4 separate regions of the Homo sapiens genome follow, and regions 1, 3 and 4 are each linked to region 2. Evidence: read pairs that join two places in POLR2A ChIA-PET (ENCODE). Cell type or tissue: GM12878. All regions are shown on one strand.

Region 1 (5,000 bases), 94 kb after region 2:
AAGAAGCATCTGCACAAGAAGGGCGCTTCTAGACTGTGGAGTCCAACCCACTCATGTTGCAGGTGGGGAAACTGAGGCCCAAAGATAGCCTGTGACTTTCCCAAGACCATGCAGCCCTATGGGAGTCTGGCCTGTATGAGTCCTGGGCCACCAGACCACACACAGCACAGCTCAGAGCACAAGCCACTCCTGCGGAGCTAAAAATGGCCACATACTTCCTAAGCCCAACTCCAGGGTTCAGTGAGGATCCTGGTAAGGAGAGCGACACAGGAAGGTGCAGGGGTTGCCATGGTGTGGCCCCAGATGCTGTGATTACGCGCCAGCCCCGTCACACCGTACGGGTGGTAGGACTGGGCAAAGAAGACGCCGCCACCTGGATGCACTGAGGTGTGCACAGCCACGTGGAGATGATGCTGGGGGCTCACGGTGACTCTCAGGAGGCCCTGGCCTGGCCTATCTGGAGCCTTCTCTGTGAAATGAGGCTGGTAACGCCCACTAGCAGGGTTGTAGGGGACATGGATCTGTGGCCACCTCCTCAAGGGGTGCCACACGCACCAGGTCCTGACTGGGAGTCCGGCCCCCAGGGCCTGTGGATGGCTGGCCTGGGCCCAGCCTCCGCCCCCAAGGGTGCTGGCACCTGGCATGTGCCCGACAGTTGGGGCCGGCTGGTGGGAAGGTGTGTGTCAGGTGGCGGAGCCTCGGTGCCAGGATCTCACTCACGCGTCCTCCAGGGCCTCAGCTGCTGTATGCCTGTGTCAGTCCCAGTGGCGATGAGCTGCAGATGGGGCACAGGGGTGGTTTGCCCAGGGCAGAAGTGGCTCGTTCTGAAAAAGGAAGCAGGTGCTGGCCACGGAGAGCCCCTCTTGGGGACCAGGGGCTGGGGCTGGCCTGCAGAGCCCAGATTCCTCTCACAGACTGGGTGGCGGGGGGTCTGTCTGGCCTCTGTGCCCTTGATCCCACGGTGTCCTCTACTGGGAATCCCCCTCCCCTTTAGTCCAAACCCTGCTGGTCCTTCTGGGCCACCTCAGGTTTTCTACCTGTTGTCCAAAGCTCCCCGTGACCTGGCCCCGCCAGAAGCAGCAGCCATGGGTCCTTTTCCTGAGCAGCTTCGTGCTCTTTTTAGCTTGTGGGTAGCAGTTCCAGGGCCTGCTCCTGGGGACCTGTAAGAACAGGAACTGTGTCTGAGTCATTGCAGGGTCCCGAAGGGAAGACGAACACTCCTCATCCTCTGATCCTGGATCCGCACCCTCGTTTTGGAGAATGCAGGGCCCGAATAAAGATGCAATAACAATCAAATAACAACCCCACTGATGGGGTATCTGCCTTGTGCCCCGCCTGGCCCTAAGCTCTTTCAACTCGTGCAATGTCATGTAACCCACCAGCACCCCGGGCAGTAGATACTACCCTTGTCCCTGTTTTACCCGTGAGAATGCAGGTGCACACAACTGGGACGTGGCTAAGCCAGAACTTGAACCAGGACTGCCGCCTGCCAGGGCTCTCATCTCATGGGCAACCAAGGATTTGGGCCCAGTTTACAAAGGAGAGAATAGAAAGGGTTAAGCTTTTAAAGGAACAGCAAGGGCCGGTCACGGTGGCTCACGCCTGTAATCTTACCACTTTGGGAGGCCGAGGTCAGCAGATCACCTGAGGTTAGGAGTTCGAGACCAGCCTGACCAACATGGAGAAACCCCATCTCTACTAAAAATACAAAATTAGCCGGGCATGGTGGTGGGTGTCTGTAATCCCAACTGCTTGGGAGCCTGAGGCAGGAGAATCGCTTGAACCTCGGAGGCGGAGGTTGCGGTGAGCCAAGATCATGCTGCTGTACTCCAGCCTGGGCAACAAGAGCGAAACTCCATCTCAAATAAATAAATAAATAAACAAACAGCAAGAACAGTTATGCTTTTCAGCATTTTGCTGGGCCCCAGTGTGGATAGGTGGGGAGCGAGCACAAGGACCAAAGGAAAGGACCCTTGTCCCTCCCTGAGCCTACACTGGTCTAATCGGGTGGTGCTGCCATCAGATTCCAGTCCCTGGTAAGCAGGGGGCTCCGTGGCGGCTGTGACAAGTTCCATTCACTTTGGAGGTGGCAGCCGGAGCTATTTTTAGAGCAGCGCATGGTGGGGGAGTTTCCTTTTGGCGGTGTCTGGGGACCGGAGTCTTGGGAAGGGGAAGTCCCATGCGGAGACAGAGGCCCTTCTTCCTGCACCCACCCCAGCCCAGAGAGGCGACCCAGCTCCCTGGAGGCCCAGGCACCTCATGTCTGCCCTCAACCCAGAGTGGAGCAGACCTTCCCTGGAGCTTCTCAGGAGCCACTTCAAAAGGTACCCTGACTTTCTCTGCCTCCTGCTGTGGGAACCGCTTGCTCTTAGGGGTGTGTCCAGCGAGGGATGGGGAACCAGGCCCCAGGGACCTCCAGGGCTGGAGCTCCAGGGACCTTGACCTGGCTGCACCTCTGCCACCCACCGCTGGCTCAGCCACCTGCTGGTGGGGCTGCCCATTCAGCCAGTCCCACCAACCTGACAGGACCTTTGCCACTAGCCTGGGACAGGGGTGGCTGCTGATGGCTGCTTTCACATTGAGTAATCCCTGGGCTTGGCCAGAACTTCTGAGTTTCCAGGGAAGCAGAAAAAGCAATTCTTTCTCTAGGGTGGGTTTTGTCTGCCCCTTCCTGCCTGTGGGAAGGAGAGAAAATTAGGGGAGGCCACGGGCTTGAAAGCTTTCCCTGCATGGAGGCCACTGGATGGGATTCTAGATGCTCGCCTGGGACCCAGGGTGAGTTTTTTACAAACACCGAAGCCCTCCAGCCCCCGGGGCTGTTCCACTTGGTCCTTCTTCCACTGTCAGTCAGCAGGGTAGTAGCTGCGGTTCTGCTCTGAAATCCATCCCTTCCCTTAAGCCCCAGCCTCTCCCCAGTGGTCCCCCTGGCATGAGTTGGTCTCGGGGGGCCAGGCTTCTCCCTCCTGGCCTCAGGTGTTTCTGTACTGAGTCAGCAACCAGTTACCCAGCCTCTCCTCTGCCAACTGCTGGGGCCATGGAGAGAGTGGTTTAGTCTCTACCCTCAAGGACATTTCCATGTTCAAGGAGAAGAAGACACATGAATTAGAGACAGCACGGGGGAGCAGGCTGTGGAGCTGGGAGTGACGGGGTGAGTCCAGGAAGGCTGCCTGGAGGAGATGCCCAGGAGAGAAGTTTGCTGGGAGGCAGCTCATTTCCGGCAGGAGGAGCAGAGCCTGCCAAGGCCTCGAGGTGAGAGCAAGATCATTTCCCAGGCAGGCAGGGGTCTCTGGGATGGTGGGCCTGCTAGCGGGCCTGGGACTCCTAGAGTGAGACCGCAGCTCTCCCCAGCTGCATTGTGGTCACCAAGGATCACCTCAGGCAAATGATTAAAATGCAGACTTTGGAGAGGGTTGGATCTGAGTTCAAAAACAGGCCATGCTGCTTATCAGCTGCATGAGCTCGACAAGTCATTTAACTTCTCTGCACCTCAGTTTCTTCATCTGTAAAAGTGAAGGGCTTGCAGACCTCACAGCAGGGATGTGCTGAGCTGCTGCCTGCAGTGCCCGACACAGAGGAAGCACTCAGCAGATCTCAGCTTCATCTTCAGGGAGGCTGGGAGCGGACCCAGCCTTGACCAGGTCCCAGAGTCAAGAATCTTCTGGGCAGAAGCCAAATGCTTTGTTGCTCCTTTAACTGAGAGACAAGATGTTTACAGCTTCTGCATTTTTTTTCTTCCAGAATTGGGTTTTATTACCTGAGGAGGAAGTGAAAGGTGATTGGGATGCTCCTCGATTTTCAAAAAGGCCCTGGGAACCCTGCAGTGTGCGGCCCAGTTGGTTTTGAATCTCCAGTGACTTTTGTCTGATCTGTGACCACAGGGATGCTGAGCCCTCAGCAGAGGTTTCTTGGGGTTGCAGGAGGGTGGGAAGAGCCCCCTCCACCTACTAGTCAGAGATTCATTCTGCCAACGCCCCCTGGGTGGCCCTCTTTTCACCGGGCCTGGGTGAGGCACTGGAGGTTTACAGATGACCGCGAAGGTCAGTCCCTGCCCTTAAAGGCTGGCAGAGGAGGCAGACATGCTGACAAAGGAAGCAGTTTGTGTCCTCAACAGCCCACCTTCAGGGAGAAACCTGTGTAGATGCCACCAGATGGGAAAGGGAAGAAGGGGCCTTGGTGCCCCCTGGCTGCCCACTGTGTGCTCACAGAGTCCTCGCAGCCTCCCTGCAAGCTTGGGCTGTTCCTTTTTGTGGATGGGGACGTTTAAGGCTCAGGGAGGGGACGGGACTTCCCCAAGGTCCCACAAGAAGTGCCAAGACTATGGCTGGGCATGGTGGCTCACACCTGTAATCCCAGCACCTTGAGAGGCCAGGGTGGGAGGATCACCTGAGGTCAGTAGTTCGAGACCAGCCTGACCAACATGGCGAAACCCCGTCTCTACTAAAACTACAAAAATTAGCTGGGCGTGATGGTGTGTGCTTATAATCTCAGCTACTCGGGAGCCTGAGTAGTGTGTCAGTTCCTCCCTGCCAGCCAGTCTGCCTGGGCGTGGTAGTCCTTCCAGCCCCTGGGCTTGTGCTAAGTTTCTTTCTGTAATTGCTCCATCTGGCTGGTCTGAGAAGCAGGTTCAAATGGCAGGAGAATCACTTGAACCCAGGAGGCGGAGGTTGCAGTCAGCAGAGATCGCGCCATTGCACTCAAGCCTGGGCGACAAAGCAAGACTCCATCTCAAAAAAAAAAAAAAAGTGCCGAGATGAAGGAGGGTCGAGAGATCTGGTCCTGGCAGACAAGTGGGACTTTGCCCATTGAGAGGCACCGATGGGTCTTTAGTCCAAGGCTGGTGCATGGAATGACATGGAAGGACCAGGGTGCTGTGTTGCTGGGGAGGGGGACCGCTCATTTAATATGGCTGCACGCAAGGCCTGGGGGATGTTGGGGGCAAATGCATGAGGGCAGGCTCGTGTCAGGTGGTCAGGGAATGGCTTGCTCCGGTGTGCGGACCT
Region 2 (5,000 bases):
TCTTCTTAAACTCTACCAAAAAAATAGAGCTAGAGGAAATATTTCCAAACACTTGTTATGAGGCCAGAATCACCTTAATACCTAAGCCAGACAAAGATACCACACAAAAAAATGAAGCTACAGGCCAATCTCTATAATGAACATCGATGTAAAAATCCTAATAAAATATAAGCAAGCCAAAATCAAGAACACACAAAAAAGACTACATGTCATAACCAAGTAGGGTCTATTTCTGACAGGCAAGACTGGTTTAATGTGCACAAATCAATCAATGTGGTACGTTACATTAACAGAATGAAAGATAAAAACCACACAATCATCTCAGTTGAAACAGAAAAAGCACTTGACCAAGTTCAGCATCCTTTCTGGATAAAAACTCTTAACAGTTTTGGCATAGAAAGAAAGTTTCTTGACATAATAGAGGCCATTTATGAAAAAACCACAGCTAACACCATAATTAATGGGGAACAATCAAAAACTTTCCTACTGAAATCTAGAACAAGGCAAGGATGCCCACTCTCTCCACTTCTATTCAACATGGTACTGGAAGTATGAGCAAGAGCAATCAGACAAGAAAAAGAAATAAAAGTCATCTAAATCAGAAAGGAAGAAGTAAAATGATCTCTATTTGCAGATGACATGATTCTATATACAGAAAATCCCAAAGATTCCACACAAAAAAACCCTGTTATATCTAATAAATAAATTCAGCGAAGTCATAGGATGCAAAATCAACACACAAAAGTCAATAGCAGATCTACACAAAAACAACAGCCTAGGTGAAAAACAAATCAAGAAAGCAATCTTATCTACAAAGGCATTAAAAAAATACTGAGGAATAAATTTAACCAAGGAGGTGTAATATTTGTATACTGAAAACTAGAAAACATTGATAAAGAAATTGAAGATCTAAATTAGTGGAAAGCTATTTCATGCTCATGGATGAGAAGAATTAATATTATTAATATCTGTACTCCCAAAACAATGTACAGATTGAATGCAATGAGGTCAGGGGGTTTAATTGCAAGTAAAAAAAATAAAAGAAAGAAAGCTTCTTCAAAACAGCCCAAGAAGAGAAGGGAATTTATTAAAACAGGAGGGTCCCAGAGATCCAAGGCTGGACATGGAGCAGCTTCAGGAAGGCAGGAGTAGGGACCCAGAAAGTTGTCAGGAGATCTGGAGGTAGTGTCTTAGGCTCCTTGTGACTATCTCTCTCTTTATCTCAGTCTTCCTTCTTATTTTCCTTCCTTTCTCTCTCCCTCTCCCGCTCCCCGCCTTGTCTCAGTATCTCTCCTGCATGACTGCCTCTTTCTATCTTGTCTCTGCCTGTCTCTGTCTCTCCCTCCCATAACTGCATTTCAACCTTTCCATGATTGAGTCTTCTCTCTGCCATTCTATGAGCAAGTGGCCAAACACAGCCAGTCCAGCCCAGCTTTATGCCTCCTTTCAAATAACCAGCCAGGAAGGCAACCCAGTATCCCTGATTCTCAAAGCCAAAGTCACAGGAGAAAGAAGCTGATTGGCTCAGCTCAAATCAGCCTGCACCTCTGGTCTAATCAGCTGTCGCTAGGGGAGCAGAGAGGTACAAATATGGCCCCTGAGGTTCCACCTAGGGGAGAGGAGGATACAAGAGAAGGGAGCTGGAGGGCTGGCCAGGAGCACAGATGCCCACCACACCTGCCTGCCCAGTTGGACCCTCTCAGAGACGGGTTTTGACCTGAATTGAGCTTTGGTCCTCTTGGCCCCTTGGCCACGGTCACGTAGACTGCTAGCTGAGCTCCATTCCCTTCATATCTGCACATGGTACTTCCCGTCTCTGAGTCTCTGCTTCCTCATTTGTGAAATGATAGTAACAGCCCCTCCCAGTGGGGTGGTTGCAAGACGACATGAAGTTGTGTGGGCAGAGGACCCAAGGCCTTGCTGGCCACAGTGACTATGACACATCTGAATTCCCTAAAGTCCTACAGTTCCCGTGGTCCTCGCCTACCTGCCCCACTCCTCCCTTCTTCCCCTACCTCCACCATCTTCCCCCACTGCCAGTACGGCCCCAGGATGCTTGTGGTTACAACCAGTGAGATCTACTGCCCTCTACCACCACCCACATATCGCTAATTTGAGAAACGCACACCAGGGTGTCTGGGTTTAGCTGTTGAAACCACACATTCTGACCATCTTCTCAGTCCACTGAGCCTCCGTGGTCAGCCTGGCTGAGCTCTTTGTGGACCAGACATTGTTCTGCGGTCCCCACTCTAAAATCAGGTGGGGGCAGCATTAAGGAAGCCTTGGTGCCTATAGGATATCAGACACCCCAGATGCCTCAGGGATCTCCTTGAATGCTGCGCTACACACTATGGACAGATGCAACTGTTGATGTCATTTCTTTTTTTTTTTTTTTTTTAATTTGAGACGGTGTCTCGCTGTGTCGCCCAGGCTGGAGTGCAGTGGCGTGATCTCGGCTCACTACAACCTCCACCTCCCAGGTTCAAGTGATTCTCCTGCCTCAGTCTCTCAAGTAGCTGGGACTACAGGCATGCACCACCACACCTGGCTAATTTTTGTGTTTTTGGTAGACGGGGTTTCACCATGTTGGCAAGGCTGGTCTCAAACTCCCGACCTCAAGTCACCTGCCCACCTCAGCCTCCCAAATTGCTGGGATTACAGGAATGAGACACCACACCTGGCCCGTTTCTTCTTATTTTTGTTATTTTCTTATTTATTAAGCCAGCGTTCCCCGCTGCCTACTCTCTTCTTACTGGAGGCTGACCACTGGGGACTTCTGTATCTATGGAAGATGTGGGTGTTGAACTTGGGAACCTCAGGCCATGACATAAGGCTGAACAGGCCTCACCATGTCCTTTGGGTGCAAGAAGATCACGTGGAGAGGCACATCCAGCACCCAGCCCCAAGGCCCACCTCCTTGTCCCAGAACCCTAGTCTACCACAAATCTCCCACCTTCTGCCCCAACAAGAGAGTTCGGGTTGTTCCCAAATGGAGTCTTCCATGGACCTATGAATCTGACCAGGGCACCTCAGCTGGGCTGGCCTCTGAGCATGTTTTTTGCTTTTTGTTTTCTTTTTGAGACAGAGTCTTGCTCTGTTGCCCAGGCTGGAGTGCAGTGGCATGATCTCGGCTCACTGCAACCACTGCCTCCCAGGTTCAAGCGTTTCTCCCAGGTCAGCCTCCAAGTAACTGGGATTACACTTGCCCACCACCACACCCAGCTAATTTTTGTATTTTTAGTAGAGCTGGGGTTTCACCACGTTGGCCAGGCTGGTCTTGAACTCCTGGTGACCCACCTGCCTTGGCCTCCCAAAGTACTGGGATTACAGGCATGAGCCACCGCACCCAGGCCCTGGCCCCTGAGCCTTTGCTGCACCAGCCTCTGTTCCACACAGACCTTTCCTGTGCCTTGACCCAGCGCCAGACCCTTCCTGACAGCTCCAGCCCCTAAGACCTGGGCAGCTCCTGGGTCTGTGATGGAAAGCTTTATGCTCACTCAGGAGGTCTCTACCTGGAGGTGCTTAAGCCCCAATGCAGAAGTTGATGAAGCTGCTTTCTAAGTTCAAAAACCTAGAGCTAGCTTTTCCCTTGGGTGCAGCACACACCTCGGCAGGAGGATGGGGTTGGGGGTTCAAGTCCCAGCCACCACCTCAAGTCTGGAACTCTCCTTTTTGTTCAGGCCCTATTGCTTACTCCAGAATCCATATTTTCTCATGGTACATTTCCCCTAGGAGGCCCTGCAGCCACCCACGCCACCCCACGACCCAGCTTCCATCTCGGCTACAAATAGAAAAACTCTAACTCGACTGGTAGACACTCCTGTCTCACAGAGGGGAAAACTGAAGGCCAGCAGGGCTGTTCCTGGGTCAGTTATGTCCATGGCTGTATGATAGGTTGGGGTACTGGTCCATAAATATTCACAGGCCTCCACCTGCCCTGGGTGAGTATACATCCTGAATGGTGTGCTGGGCTTGGTCATGTGACTCTCATCAGCAATTGGAATGTGAGTCAAGTTCTTATTTTTTTTTTTTTTTTTTTTTTTGCTTTTTTGAGAAAGGGACTTTGTCTGTTGCCCTGGCTGGTGTGCAGTGGGACAATGATAGTTCACTGTAGCCTCAAACTCCTAGGCTCAAGTGATCCTCCTGCCTCAGCCTCCCAAGTAGCCGGGAATACAGGTGCCCACCACCATGCCCAGCAAATTTTTAAATTTTTTGTAGAGACGGGGGTCTCACTATGTTGCCCAGGCTGGTCCCAGACTCTTGGGCTTAAGCAATACACTTGCCTAGGCCTCCCAAAGTGCTGGGATTAAAGGCATGAGCAACCATGACTGGTCATCCAAGGCCTTACATGTGCTCATGTGAGTTGACTGAGACCCTCGCACTCCTGAGACCTGCCATGAGAAGAATTCATCCCAGCTGTAGCATCCCTTCAGCCTGGTTCCCAGAATAAATACATTGGGGGAAGACCAGAGCCCAGCCTGCAGCCTGACGCAGCGGGGGCCAGCCCATTCTAGGTTAGCTAAACCACATCAACTTGCTCGCCTATGACCTGGGAGCCTGAGACAAGACTGCATCGGTCACTGAGTTTGGGGAGGGCTGTTTGCAGCATTACTGTAGCAACAGCTGACTAGTTCATGTGTTCATGGCAGGTTCACTTTGTCCTCAAGCCTGTCCCCAAAGGTCATGGATGGCTGCTGCAGGGCCGGGAGTTATGTCTTCAGTCATACAGAGAGGCAAGCGAAGGGGGCAGCTTTTCCTCTTGCCATGTATCTTTTTGTTTGTTTTATTTTTAGACTGGAGTGCTGGAGTGCAGTGGCACGATCTCAGCTCACTGCAAGCTCTGCTTCCCAGGCTCAAGCAATTCTCCTGCCTCAGCCTCCCCTGTAGCTGGGATTACAGGTGCGAGCCACTACTGCCCAGCTAATTTTTGTAGTTTTTATTAGAGACGGGGTTTCACCATGTTGGCCAGGCTCGTCTCGAACACCTGACCTCAAGTGATC
Region 3 (5,000 bases), 67 kb after region 2:
CAGACCCCCACATACATGGCTGCGCCATTGTCTCCAATTCTGGATTTTTCCACAGATGACTTCTCGGGTGATCTGGTGGTAAAGGCACAGGTCTTCTAGCCAGGCCTTCTTGGCCTCCAGCAAGGGCAGGATCACAGCACCCCACCAGACCTGACTGGCCACCACCGCTGTAGCTGTGGCTGGGCGAGTGGGGGGGCCATGGGAATTGAAAGATGGGGTGGCCGAGATCTGAAATGCATTCAGTTGCAGTGGCCTGGATCTGCACGGAGCCGTTCTTTCTTTCTCTTAGACATCTGCATGGTGGTGACCTCATAGAATTCTAAGAAAAAAGGGGCTTTATGTAGGAATTCCATAGAGTGTGAAGGAATTTGGACAGGGGAAGGGGGAGGGAAGTTGCCATTCAGAGCCTGCAGTGCCTGCATTTTCCCCGAATTGTTTAACCCTCATGCTTCAGAATTAGGCTGAGGCTTGCGGGGTGGGTCATGTTGACCTGGGTGAACAGAGATCCCTTTAAGAAGAACTTCTCCATGTTCCAGAGGCGCGTTCTTACTGCAGGTGAGTGGCAGTATGGGAATTAGTCCACAGGCCCCTTCTCGAATGCCTGCCCTCTCTTGTTCCTTGTCCTCAACGTCTTTGAAACTTGGGCTTGTTGGGAAGACACCTGCAAAAGGATGGATGCACATGACCTTCAGCTCTAATGAATCAAGCTGCTGATGAGGAATTCACTGGGCTCCCAATCCAGAGAGCTTCGCACACACCCACTGGGGTTGAGACGAGCACTGGGTTTATTTATTGTGGACTTTTGGAGTCTGAAGGACTCTTGCCACCCATCTGTTTCACGGAACAGAACCTGAGGCTCAGAGGGAGCAAGGCGCTCCCCCACAGCCGCATTGAGAGCCTGAGCCTGGGCACCCGATGGAGTGAATGAGGCTGGAGTCCCAGACCTGCCTCTCATGAGCACGTCGCCCACTGAGCCTCAGCGTCATCATCTGGAAAACAGGGATAATATTATGACCTCAGAAGCTTCGGGGGAGGAAGTAAGTGAAATAATGCATTTCAGATGCTCAGCGCCTTTTAAGTGCTTGATGCTCATTCCCCAAGATTACATGAGAGACATGGAAAATCTTTAATGACCAAGGACCCACCCAGGGTCACTCAGCCGGGACCCTTGGTCCGTGGCCCAGAGTGTCTCCAGTGCCCCTGCATTGAGGCCCTAAACAAGGCCAGAAGCAGGTGCCGGGGACCCCTCTGGATTCCACCAGAGCACCTTCCTAGGATCATGGCTCCCAAAACGGAAGGGAAGGAGACAGCGCAGTTTGCAAAGAGGCAGGATTTAAGCACCAGGGTGGCCCTGTGGCGCCTCAGGAAAATGTTTGCCTGTCAGTATCTGCTCTCGTTCCCACCTGTCCCCACAAAGCGAGGCCATAAGTCCTCGGCGTGGCATTGGAGGGTCTCTGAAGGCCCTGAGAGCTGTGTCAGCCACGGTGTGTTATGAAGCAAGGCAGATGTTTTGTTAATTATTTACACAGCGTCGGCCCCGCAGAGGACTGCGCTGACAGGAGCGGCTGTCACAGGCCTGGCCGTGGGGCAGAAGTGAGCAGCCGTCTTCCCCTGGCAGTCCTCCTGAAAAGGTCTGCATGGCAAGGCCTGAGGGAGTCCTGCACATTTTATGCCCCCGCCCCCCAAAGCCATTTGGGTTTCCCTTAAACTGGCTTGTTTTCCTGAGCCGGTGGAGAGATCCTTGTCCTCCGGAAGTGGCTATCGCTCTGGGGCGGCTTCTCTGCCAGCTCGTCACACCCTAGACCCAGCTGTAGTCTGTGTGGTGGGAGAGGGTGTCACCAGGCTCTGGAGGTCCACTCCTCTGTAGTCACCTCATGCAAGGAGGGCTTCACAGGGGCCCAGCCTCTACTCCCTCATCCGGAAAACGGGCCAGTAACACCAGGCACCAGCCCCGTGATCCTCAGGCACCCTTGGGGGTGATCTGCCTTAGAAATTCAACTTTAGGATTAGAATTCTGCTAAGAGGTACCATGTGACAAAAAAGGTAGTGTAAAAATCACAAAGACCAGGACAGGCTCATGCCTATAATCCCAGCACTTTGAGAGGCCGAGGCGGGCAGATCACTTGAGGTCAGGAGTTTGAGACCAGCCCAGCCAACATGGCAAAACCCCATCGCTACTAAAAATACGAAAAATTAGCTGGGCGTGGTGGTGGACACCTTTAATCCCAGCTACTCGGGAGCCTGAGGAGCCTGAGGCGTGAGAATCACTTGAACCTGGGAGACAGAGGCTGCAGTGAGCTGAGATTGTGCCACTGCACTCCAGCCTAGGCAACAGAGCGAGACTCTGTATCAAAAAAAAAAAAAAAAAAAAAAAAAGAGTTCTGCAAAGAATGGCACCTGGCATCAGAGCTTTCCCTGAAAGGCCACTAAGGATGAGGAACGTGAGCTCCGGGGAGGCGAAGGGGGCAAAGCCACCTGCCTGTTGCCTGTTTTACATAAGGAGGTTTTGCATAGGAGTCATTTTAAGATACATGAAGTAGCCAGAATAGATAAATCCACATAGACCTAAAGCAGATTGGTGGTTTCCAGGGCCTTTGGGGAGGGGAGACTGGGGAGCGACTGATTAAGGGACATGGGTTTTTATTGGGGTGACGCAGACGTTTTGGAACCGGATGAAGGTGGTGGTTGCACAACATTGTGATTGTAATACATCCCATCCAGCGGTTTGCTTTAAAGTGGTTAAATATATCTGAGAAAAATGTTAAACATAAAAGTTTTGGCCAGGCACGGTGGCTCACGCCTGTAATCCCAGCACTTTGGGAGGCCGAGGCAGGCGGATCACGAGCTCAGGAGTTTGAGACCAGCCTGACCAATATGGTGAAACCCCATCTCTACTAAAAATACAAAAATTAGCTGGGCGTGGTGGCGTGTGCCTGTAATCCCAGCTACTCAGGAGGCTGAGGCAGGAGAATCACTTGAACCCAGGAGGCGGAGGTTGCAGTGAGCCGAGATGGCGCCACTGCACTCCAGCTTGGGCAATAGAGTGAGACTCCGTCTCAAAAAAAAAAAGACAAGTTTGTCTTGCTTTAAAAAAAAAAATACCTCTCCTTTTACAGATGGCGACACTGAGGCCCAGAGAGACATCATGACCAGCCTCAGGTCCCACATGCAGCCTGCTGCTCTGTAGCCTAAATCAGATCACTGTCCCAGCTTTCAGGTCAAGGCTCTGGTTGTGACACCTGGGCCTGGACTGCGGGTGAAAAGTTTTGATGCAAAAACACAGACCGTCCATTGTCCTATGGGCTAAGTGGACTCCCTTCTGCTAACCAGAGATGCTTGTGCTGGCTGGTGTGTGGCACGTTATCTCATTCTTTCATGACGTATGTCCGGATGGAAGTCCTGGGTCAGGCATTGTGCTGGGAGCCCACACGAAGACCCTCTAATGGCCCCACCCATTGGCCTCTCACCACCTGGTGGGGACAGAGGCTGTCACAACCCCTTCTTAGGTGCTCTTGATCAATTTGCAGGTGGCATTTTTTGGGATGTAGTCTCTGGGGAAGTAGGAGAGCTTCCGGCAGTGAGGGGTGTTTGAACCCACCTGGAGGGAGACGTGGGGTTTGCCAGAGGGCTGAGAGGGCTGGGGTGAAGGGCAGGTAGACCCCAAGGTGGAGAGGCAGGTGGGGCCGGTGGGTGAGAGGTGGGGCTGTGGAACTTCCTCCTGCTTCTTTGGCCTTTGCTCCTGTCGGTAGATGGCCTTACCAGGCACTTACTGTGGGCCATGTTCTAATCTAACCCTTAACCTGAGGGAACTCACTTCATCCTCCCAGTGATGCCGTGATGTGGGTATCGTTCTGCCCATTTTATAGATGAGGAAACAGAGACCCAGAGAGTCCAGGATCTGTGGTGCTTGACGAGCATCAGCCTGAGTGCTGTGAGGACACCCACAGCATGGGGGTCTGAGCTGAAAATTGGAGGACAGAGGCTGCCCTCCGGAAGTGACCAGGATGTGCCCTCAGGAAGTGACCAGCTGCCCAGCTCAGGACCTGTGTGAGGGCCCCCAGGCAGCTGGAAGGAACAGTGTGCACCCAGGTACCATGCCAGGGCCCCTGAGCATCCGTCTTGTCATCGCATAGTTGTAACCTGCCTCACAGACTGAACATGCACTCTAGAAGGGGATGGGACTTGGTCTGTGGACCACAACAGTGTTCTCCATGGCCAGCATTGTGCCTGACACATAGGAGGAGCTCAATTAATATTTGTTGAGTGAATGGGAAGTTTTAAGTAGGCACGCGGCCGGATCCTTGGAGAATGTTTATATGGAGTGAACGAATCTGTTAGCAAACGTTCCTCACTCCCCTCAGTGGGCTGTGCAGGGCTGTATTGAGCTGAGCTGGCCCTTCCCTGGGAGAAGAGGTTTCTTAGAGAAATGCTCATCCTCGAATTATTCCAATGAGGAGGAACCTAAGCCCAGAAGGGCTCTACCTCCCAGAGTTACAGGCTCTCCTTCCTATGCCCCTTCCCTGCCGAGGCAGCTCCCACATGTCTGCATAGGAGGGCTTTGGGTTGGAATGGGTCAGTGCTGTGTCTTAAAGCTGCATTTTCTACCAAGCACACACTTTGTTTAGAGGGCATATCTTTTGGGGTTGCTTTGAGGAAAGGCTAACCAAGCCACCTCTGAGCACAGACATGACTTTTTGGCAAATGAGCAGGACCCCAGATTACACCCCATCTTAGAAAGTAGGAAACCCAGCATTGAAAGAGGAAAGATTCTGCAGCTGATGTGGCCTTGGCGGGCCACCAGCGTGGGTGCCCAGATGGCAGGATCACTGGGCACCACATGGCACACAGAAGAGAGCAAAGGAGAGGGAGTCCGCCCCTGGGCTTGGCAGGTCCGGTCGAGTCCGCCTGGATTCAGTTACAACAGGACCTCGAGTGGGCACGGCGTGCCGGACTGAGTCAGTGTGTGTACATTTCCTTTGTTCGTCTCCTCCGGGAATGTA
Region 4 (5,000 bases), 88 kb after region 2:
CTCGCACAGGGCTTGCCTCACCTTTAGGCCTTTGCACGTGCCATGCCCTCTGCCTGGAGTGCCCTGCCCCTATTCCTCCACTCAGAGCTGCTTCCCGTTCCGAGGAAAAATCCCATGCCCCAGGTAGACTGCACGCACATTTTCTTGTGTTTCCACACCCTGCTTTGCAGAGCAGCGGGCACCCTGGTTGTAGTTTAAGGGACGCCTGAGAGCCCCATTGAGGATGGAGATTGGTCCCCCTTGCCTGGCACACGCTTGGTGCCCAGCACTTGTGTGTCCATTGAGTGAGCAAATAATGGAATGTCTGGAGGCATGTGACGCCTCTGCTGTGTGGCTTGGTTTCCCCATCTTTAAAATACCAGATGTGGGCCAGGCGCAGTGGCTCTCGCCTATAATCCCAGCACTTTGGGAGGCTGAGGCGGGAGGATCACCTGAGGTTGGGAATTCGAGACCAGCCTGGCCAACATGTTGAAACCCTGTCTCTACTAAAAATACAAAAATTAGCCAGGTGTGGTGGTGCATGTCTGTAATCCCAGCTACTTGGGAGGCTGAGACACGATAATTGCTTGAACTAGGGAGGCGGAGGTTGCAGTGATCCAAGATGGCACCACTGCACTCCATACTGGGCGAAGACCGAGACTCCGTCTCTAAGTAAATAAATAAAATAAAATACTGGATGTGGACTGATGGAGTCCTTGGGGATCTGGTGAAACATGAGGCCTCAAGTGAACGGACTCGGGTCTTTCCTGCTCCCAGGAGTGGAATGGGAGCGTGGCAGCGACCACGCACACGTTTGTTTAATGATTATCCAATGTTGACCCAAAACTATGAGCAAAGCTCCGGGGATTTTCTGGGCGTTCAGCACAAAATTCCCAGTTAATGGGTTCCAGTGTCTTAAAAAGGCAGGACTGAGGCGGTCTCTATGGAGTTGTTCTGACTGCAGCTGGGCCCTGTCCTTCCACACCTGCCCCTGCAGGAATTCTCCGGACGCCTGTGGAGGGAAGAATGTGTGTGTCTGGGGTCCAAGACCACATGCACCGCCTGGTGGAACTTTCTCTGCTCTTGCATGTCTGGTGGGAGCTTCCCTTAATGACACAGGATCTGCCGAGATTCATCCCCAACTCCAGGCTGGCACCAGTGTTCAAGCCCCTGCCTCTGCTGTCTCCCAGGTCTTCAAATTTACACCACTCTGACTCTCAGTTTCCCTATCTGCAAAATGAAGGCAGGAATGCCCACCTCATGGGGTGAGCCAGTGGACCCAAATACGTGGTGCAGTAGGTGCCACGGAGTAGTGGCACGTGATTTTGTGGCTGTTAGTGTGAGTATTCCTTACTTTAGAGAGCAGAGGAAAACACATCAGCAGATTGTTTAAGCCAAAAAATGTCTGTTGTTTGAAGAATTTCGTTTTGGAAGGCAAGCCCAGGTTTTGGGTCAGAACCGTATTCCCTCAGGCACGGCACGGTTGAACGTCGAGGCATATTTTACAGGCTTGGTGACCGCTCAAGCCTTTGAGCCCTCCATGCGGGTGCTCTGAGGTCAGACTTTTCGGGAAGCCCTCACACAGCTGGTCTGCTTGTCGCGTTGGTAGCACCGTTTCCACAGAGCAGGCTCTGTTTGGCTATGAATAGATGTTTTTCTCACTCTTTTCTTGGATGCCTGAATGGCAGGCTCCCCTCCTGCAGTCTCAGAGGCCGACCTGCATGTAAAACTCCAAGCGGACATCAGAGTGGGTTCGTCTGTTCCTGCTTGGACTTGAGGCTCTCAGCAAGGCTCAAAGAGCTGGGTCGATGGCCACCATGACCCAGGGAGCCTCCCGAGAGTCTCCCAGGCTATAGTTTCTGAAGGCTACTGAGTGAACTGAAGAAATCAGAGTTCATGGAAGAGGCAGCAGATCCGAGCAACAGCCGAGATTGAGGAGGATGGTTCAGGATCTCCAAACACAGGCCCGCTGGCTCCACTGTGTCCAAGCCGCAGATGCAAAGCCTGTTAGGACAGAAAGGACACGAGATAGCAGCCAGGGCCGGCCGCAGGCAGGAGGGCCGGGCCACCAGCAGTTAGGAGTGTGGGTTCTGGAGCCACACAACCGGGGTTCAGATCCCAGTTTTCCCACCTCTATTGGGCAGCATACTGTAAGCCTCAGTTTTCCCCTTCTGTAAAACGGAGATAATAATTTACCTGTCTCACAAGGCTGTTATGAGGATTAAAGTAAGTTAACATCACTCAAGTGCATAGAACGATGCTGGGTACATACTAAATAAATACAGATAAACTGAGGCCCAGAGAGGGCAAGGGACTTCGCTGTGGTCACTCAGCAAGTCATTGGGGCAGCCAAGGCTGAAACTCATGACTCCTAGTCTCGTGAACGGTTCCCCCCTCCCTGCCCTCCCCCGCAGTCAGACTTTTTAAACACTGCCTTTTGCAGAGGAAATCGCGTGACCCTTCAGCCCACAAGAATTCCGACTGCACAGAATGTCTGAAACCTCTTCGGGCTGGCTGGGGGCCTTGTTGCAATTCTATTCAGCTGTTAGTTCTTTTTTTCCCCTCTCTTTCTTTTAAAGCTCTATAGGATCCTCCTTTCCCTTCTCCACAAATAGAAAAATTAACCTCTTGACAAAGGAGTTGGAAGACTTGAGTCCCTGCTGTGTGTCCCGGAACCAATCCCCCAGCCTCAGGTTCCCCGGCTGTGAAATGAGAAGGTGTCCTCTGTTGACAGGGAGGTGGCCCCACCTGCCAGTCTGTGATTGCCACAGAGACAAGCCAGCCAAGAAGTGCCACCCTGGACGAAGGTCGGGTGAGTGCTGATTAAACAAAATCTGGTGACGCATCCTTCTAAGAAGCGAGGCGAAACCCACCAGAGATGCTGCGTGCTTCTGCCCACCTCCTCGTGTCAAAGGTGATTTGAGTCATCAGCCTGGCCTGCACTTTTCTCGCTCTCCTGTTTCCTTGCAGTGCTCCTGGGCTCCTGAGCCACTCGGGGCTGAGGCCCGGGGGCCAGTTGTGTCCCATCTGCAGGCCCCAGGGCATTAGACCTGAGGGGCCTGGTCACCTTCTGATTTCTGCTGGGCGCCCCAGCCATGAGCTCCAGAGGCTGCCAGCCTAGGGTGTGAGTCTGTCTCCGAAGCTGCTGACATGAGTAGGGACTTCCCCTCTCTGAGCTTTAGTTCCTTATCTGTGAAATGGGTGCATGAGCCCTGCCTGGCAGGGTGAGATGAGGTACACAAGCCCTATCCTACTTCACTCCCCTCTTCCTTCCTGCCCGAAAGGCCCTGGCTCACCTGGGATCCAGCTGGGGCACAGCAGGTGTTGATATGTCCACCTGCTGCCCCCCGGCTGTGATATGCCCCCCTGGCTGCGGGGGACAGAGGGACAGCTGGCCACACCGGGAAGCCTGGGGACAGACCCTGGGACATCAGGGTCAGGAGCGTACAGGGTGCAGCCCTCTTGGCCTAGTGATGGGGATCCCTAGGGGAAAGACCTAGGGGCCAGGAGGTCATGGAGACAAGACTCGAACCCAGGATTGGGGCCCCCAGGTCCTCCTGTCCTTTGTGTAGGCTCACTTTCAGGTTACCCTGGCACCAGCAGGGGCCAGCCTGGTTGGGCCTGGGAATTCAGAGATGGGTGCCAAGGTGGGCCTGGAGCACGACGTAGGCAGACACGGGGCCGAGCCCCACCTTGCTACCCGCTGGTAAGGGGCCTTGGGCAAGTCGTGGCCACTCCTGAGCCCCCATCTCCTCATCTCAAAAATGAACATCATTCCCACTCTTCCCACCTTTCAAGGTTGTCATGCGGCTCCCTATGATAGTGTGGACAAAAGTCACTCTGTAGACCATCAAGAACTGACCAGGCCAGATGCGGTGGCTCATGCCTGTAATCCCAACACTTTGGGAGGCTGAGGTGGGTGGATCACCTGAGGTCAGGAGTTTGAAACTAGCCTGGCCAACATGGTGAAACCCCATCTTTACTAAAAATAGAAAGATTTGCTGGGTGTAGTGGCATGCAGGTATAACCCTGGATACTTGGGAGGGTGAGGCAGGAGAATCTCTTGAACCTGGGAGGTGGAGGTTACAGTGAGCCAAGATTGCACCATTGCACTCCAGCCTAGGTGACAGAGTGACACTGTCTCAAAAAAGAAAAAAAAACCGCCCAGAAGAAATGTGTCATTTCACCCTCTGGAACCATGAGCCCTGTGATCATGAGGCACAATCGTCATGTAAATATATAGGGTCTCTCACCAGCCACGGGCCAAGATTTATTTTATGGAGACAGTGGGGGAGGGGGCCAGCTCAGTTTCATTGTCCTGGTAACTTTGTAAAATGCTTTGCCATCACTTCCCAGCTCCTGGGAGGATGCAGCAGGAGCTGTGCAGCCTCTCTCGCCCTCCCAAAAGGCGGATCCCCAGAGGCCCTGGACACCTCCTTCCAGGTCCACAGGCCCAAAGGCCTGGTGTCCATAAGGCTGGGGTTCCCTGGAAAGTGGGTTTCTGGAAATACTTGTTGCAGGGATATCGCTGTTGCGTGAGGGCTGGTTGTTTATGATAACAGGAATCATAACAGTGGCAGTACCCACATTGATTGATTGATTGATTGAGACAGAGTCTCACTCCATCACCCAGGCTGGAGTGCAGTGGCGCGACCTCAATTCACTGCAACCTCTGCCTCCTGGGTTCAAGTGATTCTCCTGAATCAAGTGATTCAGTGCTCAGCCTCCTGAGCAGCTGGGATTACAGGTACCCGCCCCCACACCCAGCTAATTTTTTGTATTTTTAGTAAAAATGGGGTTTTGCCATGTTGGCCAGGCTGGTCTCGAACTCTTGACCTCAAGTGATCCACTCACCTCGGCCTCCCAAAGTTCTGGGATTACAGGCGTGAGCCACCCTGCTCGGCCCAGTACCCACATTTATTAAGCTCTTCTGCATACCCGGGCCCTGATAATCCTGGGCTGGTATTTTACCTGCATGTAAAGTACCTCACTTGGTCCTCACGGCAGCCCTACAAGATGGG

The links. Peaks named below come from ENCODE experiments on the same cell type or tissue, not always from the same donor. Only the 100,000 strongest peaks of a DNase experiment are listed, where the experiment ranks them.
Region 1: POLR2A ChIA-PET joins it to region 2 with 14 read pairs; 4 of 35 experiments call an interaction of 5 or more read pairs at or near these places.
Region 3: POLR2A ChIA-PET joins it to region 2 with 15 read pairs; 5 of 35 experiments call an interaction of 5 or more read pairs at or near these places.
Region 4: POLR2A ChIA-PET joins it to region 2 with 11 read pairs; 4 of 35 experiments call an interaction of 5 or more read pairs at or near these places.

The regions. Positions count from the first base shown.
Region 1 is chr9:124,289,765-124,294,764 of GRCh38, forward strand. The region is part of intron 1 of NEK6 (NIMA related kinase 6); the gene reads left to right. Among named protein-coding and RNA genes, the nearest start is that of NEK6, 34 kb to the left of the region's middle. RefSeq lists enhancers at 2,019-2,218, 2,239-2,348, 2,359-2,418, 2,657-3,641. In GM12878, CTCF peaks have their summits at 2,500 (motif pointing left) and 4,175; a DNase peak (open chromatin) is centred at 2,287; H3K4me3 peaks cover 4,999 bases; H3K27ac peaks cover 4,810 bases.
Region 2 is chr9:124,195,713-124,200,712 of GRCh38, forward strand. No RefSeq gene overlaps it. Among named protein-coding and RNA genes, the nearest start is that of NEK6, 60 kb to the right of the region's middle. RefSeq lists an enhancer at 4,704-4,883. In GM12878, a CTCF peak has its summit at 1,906; DNase peaks (open chromatin) are centred at 1,859, 1,979 and 4,599; H3K4me3 peaks cover 1,231 bases; H3K27ac peaks cover 4,096 bases.
Region 3 is chr9:124,262,464-124,267,463 of GRCh38, forward strand. All of the region lies in intron 1 of NEK6 (NIMA related kinase 6), which reads left to right. LOC124902268 (a long non-coding RNA gene) reads left to right here and starts at 562. Exons shown (of 2, transcript XR_007061765.1): 1 at 562-1,037. RefSeq lists enhancers at 1,490-2,103, 1,535-1,624 and a silencer at 2,605-2,664. In GM12878, no CTCF peak of the experiment used is centred here; a DNase peak (open chromatin) is centred at 2,568; H3K4me3 peaks cover 5,000 bases; H3K27ac peaks cover 4,932 bases.
Region 4 is chr9:124,283,700-124,288,699 of GRCh38, forward strand. All of the region lies in intron 1 of NEK6 (NIMA related kinase 6), which reads left to right. Among named protein-coding and RNA genes, the nearest start is that of NEK6, 28 kb to the left of the region's middle. RefSeq lists a silencer at 1,808-1,982 and enhancers at 2,071-3,270, 2,239-2,308, 2,809-3,188. In GM12878, no CTCF peak of the experiment used is centred here; DNase peaks (open chromatin) are centred at 2,642 and 2,822; H3K4me3 peaks cover 2,124 bases; H3K27ac peaks cover 3,782 bases.